Linked DNA regions of Homo sapiens: region 2 is linked to region 1. A link is an interaction called in ENCODE POLR2A ChIA-PET data of the cell type or tissue named here. Cell type or tissue: OCI-LY7. All regions are shown on one strand.

Region 1 (2,500 bases):
ACCACACCGCCATTTCCCTTCTTAACAATTCTTCTAACTGGTGTGGTATGCCTATAATCCTAGCTACTCAGGAGGCTGAGGCTGGAGGATCCCTTGAAGCTAGGAGTTTAAGACCAGCCTGGGTAACAGAGTAAGACCCCTCCCCTCCCCTCCCCACCCCTTCCCTTCCCTTCCCTTTCATTGAGACAGAGTCTCACTCTGTCGCACAGGCTGGAGTATGATGGTGCAATCTAGGCTCACTGCAATCTCCACTTCCTGGGTTCAAGCAATTCTTGTGCCTCAGCCTCCCGAGTAGCTGAGATTATAGGTGCACGCCACCACACCCAGCTAATTTTTATATTATGAGTAGAGATGGGGTTTCACCATGTTGGTCAGGCTGGTCTCGAACTCCTGACCTTAGGTGATCTGCCTGCCTCAGCCTCCCAAAGTGCTGGGATTACAGGCATGAGCCACTGTGCCCAGCTAATTTTTTTTTTTTTTTTTTTTTTTTTGTAGAGATGGGGTTTCACCCTGTTGCCCAGGCTGGTCTTGAACTCTTGACCTCAAGTGATCCATCTGCCTTGGCTTCCCAAAGTGCTGGGATTATAGGTGTGAGCCACTACTTCCAGCCAGACACCCCATCTCTAAAAAAAGAAAAAAAATTAATTAGGCAGGCATGGTGGCATGTGCCTGTAGTCACAGCTACTTGGGAGGCTGAGGCAGGGAGATTGCTTGAGCCCAGGAGTTCGAAACCAGCCTGGGCAACATAGCGAGACCCTGTCTCTACAAAAATGTAAAAAATTAGCCAAGAGTGGTGGCGCATGCCTGTAGTTTCAGCTACTCAAAAGGCTAAGGCAGGAGAATCGCCCAGGAGGTCAAGGCCGCAGTGAGCTATGAACGTGCCAATGCACTCAAGCCTGGGTGACAGAGCAAGATCTTGTCTCTAAAACTAAAAACTTCTAGAAACCAAATTCCTTGATTAGGCCTCAAAGGCCCTGTGTGATCTGTCTCCTTCCCCTGCTTTCCCAGCCCATCTTTGTCCCTTCCCTCTAGCTCACTGGCATTCTCTGGGTTTCTGAACTAGCCAGGCTTATTCTTGTCTCATTACTGAGGTGCACTCTACCCTCCACCTGGAACAGGGGTTGGCAAACTATGGCCCACAGGCCGAATCCAGCCAGCCACTTGTATTTGTAAGTAAAGTTTTGTTGGAACACAGCCCATTCATTTACATATTGTTTGTGGCTGCTTTTCCCCTATAACAGCAAAGCTGAGTTGAGTAATTGCAACAGACCATCTGGCCCACAAAGCCTAATGTTTTTACTATCTGGCCCTTTGTAGAAAAAGTTGGGGCCAGGTGCGGTGGCTCACACATGTAATTCCAGCACTTTGGGAGGCTGAGGTGGGAGGTGGGAGGATCACTTGAGACCAGGAATTCAAGAACAGCCTGGCCAAAATGGCAAAACTCTGTCTCTACTAAAAGATACAAAAATTAGCCAGGCGTGGTGGCACATGCCTGTAATCCCAGCTACTCAGGAGGCTGAGGCACAAGAATCACTTGAACCTGGGAGGTGAAGGCTGCAGTAAGCTGAGATCATGCCATTATACTCCAGCTTGGGCATAGAGTAAGACTGTCTCAAAAAAAAAAAAATAGTTCGCTGATCCCTAGCTTGGAAGGTTCTTCCTCACTGCACTTGCCTGGTTCACGCCCTCGCATTCTTCATATCTTGGCTTCAATGTCCCTGACCTTTTGGTGTTAAGTTCTCCTGTAACACTCCCTTTGAGAAGTACATTGTACTTCTCAAAACTGTAATTAAATGAATTCTTTAATTCCTACCTTCCTTACTGTGAACTCCATGAGGCTGGAACCACATGGGCTTATTTATAAGACCTGGCACCTAGTAAGTACTTACAATAATTTGTGGAGTAAATGAATTTTTTTTTAAAAAAAAAAAGCTACTTAGGCCAGGCGCAGTGGCTCACGCCTATAATCCCAGCACTTTGGGAGGCCAAGGCGGGCAGATCACTTAGGGTCAGGAGTTCAAGACCAGCCTGGCCAACACGGTGAAACCCCATCTCTACTAAAAATAAAAAAATTAGCTGGGCATTGTGGCGGGCACCTGTAGTCCCAGAGACTCGGGAGGCTGAGCCAGAAGAATTGCTTGAACCCAGGATGTAGAAAATGAAATAGAGGTTCCTCTTCAAAGGGACTTTCCTCCCAGTCTAATTCAGAATAGGTAGTAACCTCTCTTAGAACCAAAATTTACTCGAAGACCTGTGTTAATATTCTTCAATTCTGCTAGCTGTAATAAAGAAATCAGGCCGGGCGCGGTGGCTCATGCCAGTAATCCCAGCACTTTGGGAGGCCGAGGCGGGTGGATCATGAGGTCAGGAGATCGAGACCATCCTGGCTAACAAGGTGAAACCCCGTCTCTACTAAAAATACAAAAAATTAGCCGGGCGCGGTGGCGGGCGCCTGTAGTCCCAGCTACTCGGGAGGCTGAGGCAGGAGAATGGCGTGAAC
Region 2 (2,500 bases), 84 kb before region 1:
CATATCCTACATCACAAAGCCCAGCAAGTAGAAGTGCAGCAGGGAGGGGGAAAAGAGAGCCTCAGATTCTCTGGAGGCCCCAGATGGGAAACTTGATGCAAAGGTTCAAAGCCTGGCTTTGCACTCATTGGCTAGCGGACACTAGGGAAAGTCACTTCCCCTCTCTAAGTCTTCATTTCCTTACCTGGAAAATGGGAGTAATAACAGACCAACCTCATAGAGCCGAGGGTTAGATTGGATGATGTGTGTAAAGGGCCAAGCATAGCACCTGGCAGGTGATGGGTGCTTGGTTCATTTATTCATTCAACAAACACCCATGCCCACACCTTGTCTAGGACCCAAGAGAAAGCATGAGGCAGGGACTCCTTGCCATTGGTTGCCATGACAACCCAAAAGTCTTACTCCAGGCAGCTTCCCCATCCCTCCTTCTTGACGTTCTCCAAACCCAGGAACACACCACCACCCCACCCCCACACCAGGGGCTGCTTCCTTCTTCCTCCTGCTCCCTTCCCACCCCTGCTTAGCATCCAAAGCCTTCTTCGGTTTCCTAGGAGCTGGCCCAGTTGCTAAGCGACAGCAATCAGTCCCTCTCATGCCTGCAAGGATCCTGCACAGCCTTGTGGCTGAGGAAGGGGCCATGGGCTCAAGGAAGACCAGGAGCCTCTGCCCCCTGCTGAGTCCCTCAGCCTGTCACCTGCCTCCCTGGTTCTCCCTCAACCAGACTCTAGGAAGCCCCAGCTGAGGCCAAGGCTGGAAGCAAAAATCTGGAGGCGGTGGGAGAGGCTCAGAGAGGGCAAGGAAGGGCTTTATGGTCACACAGCAAGCTGGAAATTGGAGGTCCTCCCCAATCTGGGCAGGGATTTTCCTAAAAATGAGAGCTGGGGAGGTGAAAAACAGGCAGAAAAACAGGATGAGAGAGGAGTGGGGGAAGGGTGGAGGTATTTGAGGGAGCAAAATGACAGAGAGCTGAGGAAGGGAAAAAGGGATGGCCATGACAAGTAGGCAAGAGGGAAGATGGGTGTCCCATGAGCTGGTGCCCCTAGAGGGCCACCTGTGGGTTTTCCTGGTCTTGCATCCATCTTCCATCTGATTTTTCTTTGGGACAGGACCTATCTCCTTCTCACCACCCCCCTCTCACATGACTTAGTGGGGTCCAATCCCTCCCTCCGCTCCAGTAATGGGCTTGTGACTCAGGCCTGATCCATTATTCAGTGTAATTGGTTCAGAGATAGACATGTGCCCCAGCTTGAGCCAGTAAAAATTAATCCCAGGACATTGGTTGGAAATGGTAGGAAATAGAAGTGATTTTTCTGTTGGAGTGGCTAAGCTGGCAGGGTGCCCGCCTGGAGTTGCTAGGGCCATCTCTCACCTGGGGAGAGTCTGCCTAAGAATGAAGCTAACACAGAGACCAGCAGAGCTAAAAGACAGATTCCTAATGGCATCGTTTGAACACCTGGACCCAGCCATGCCTGAAGCTACATGTCAGTCATATAAGCCAATAAAGTAGCTCTTTTGCTTAAGCCAGTATGAGTTGGGTATTTGTCAGTTACAATTTAATGACTACACCTCCACACTCACCTGTCACCTGTCATCCTGAGTGTCTGGTCTGTTGCTGCTAGTCCCTGGGGACTCAACAGGATTTTGCCCCCAGGAACTTACAACCCAGTGAGCTTGGACTGTTTGTCCACACAGGGAACCTGACTGCCAGCCCAGAAGTGCCCCAGGACTGAGGAGGTCCCAAACGCCAGGCAGCAGGGGAGACCCAGGGGACTCCTGCTCATTCTCAGACCACCCTCCACACCACCTCCACCTTAAGCATACCTGGCCTGAAGCACATGGCAGCGAAGGCAGCGGCCCTGCCCATCCTCCAGCATCTGCACTGACAGGCAGATCTCACCCTGCACTTCTGCATCTGGGTCCACTCGGCTCAAGTTAATCCAGCTGTCAATCCCTGAAGGGCACAGGCACTAACATTTATGAAGCGCCTACCATGTACTGGGCATTGTGTTAACTTAAAAATTCAATTAACATTATTTTCATTTTTTTTTTTTTGACACAGGGTCTGGTTCTGTTGCCCAGGCTGGAGTGCAGTGGCACAATTTTGGCTCACTGCAACCTCTGCCTCCTGGGCTCAAGCGATTCTCCTGCCTCACCCTCCCGACCAGCTGGGACTTTAGGCGTGCACCACCATGCCTGGATAATTTTTGTGTTGTTCTGTAAAGATGGGGTTTCATTATGTTGCCCAGGCTGGTCTCAAACTCCTGAGATCAAGCGATCCACCCACCTTGGCCTCCCAAAATGCTGGGATTACAGGCATGAGCCACTATGTCCTGCCTCAATTAAAATTAAAAATGTGTCAAGACCCTGGCTTCTGATATAGGTGCTGTAATTATCCCCATTTTCAGATGAGGAAAATGAGGCACAAGGAGAAAGAGTTTTGTCCATGGTCTCACAGCTAGCAAATGGCAGAGCTGGAATTTGAATGCAGGCAGTATAGTTA

Evidence for each region. Peaks named below come from ENCODE experiments on the same cell type or tissue, not always from the same donor. Only the 100,000 strongest peaks of a DNase experiment are listed, where the experiment ranks them.
Region 2: POLR2A ChIA-PET joins it to region 1 with 9 read pairs; 3 of 35 experiments call an interaction of 5 or more read pairs at or near these places.

Annotation. Positions count from the first base shown.
Region 1 is chr12:113,203,312-113,205,811 of GRCh38, forward strand. The region is part of intron 2 of DRC10 (dynein regulatory complex subunit 10); the gene reads right to left. Among named protein-coding and RNA genes, the nearest start is that of DRC10, 17 kb to the right of the region's middle. RefSeq lists an enhancer at 1,319-1,388. In OCI-LY7, no CTCF peak of the experiment used is centred here; a DNase peak (open chromatin) is centred at 1,244; H3K4me3 peaks cover 391 bases; H3K27ac peaks cover 1,680 bases.
Region 2 is chr12:113,119,688-113,122,187 of GRCh38, forward strand. It overlaps RASAL1 (RAS protein activator like 1), which reads right to left. Exons shown (of 21, transcript NM_001301202.2): 5 at 1,822-1,951. Among named protein-coding and RNA genes, the nearest start is that of RASAL1, 15 kb to the right of the region's middle. RefSeq lists a silencer at 568-768. In OCI-LY7, a CTCF peak has its summit at 1,076; a DNase peak (open chromatin) is centred at 1,524; H3K4me3 peaks cover 1,294 bases; H3K27ac peaks cover 2,344 bases.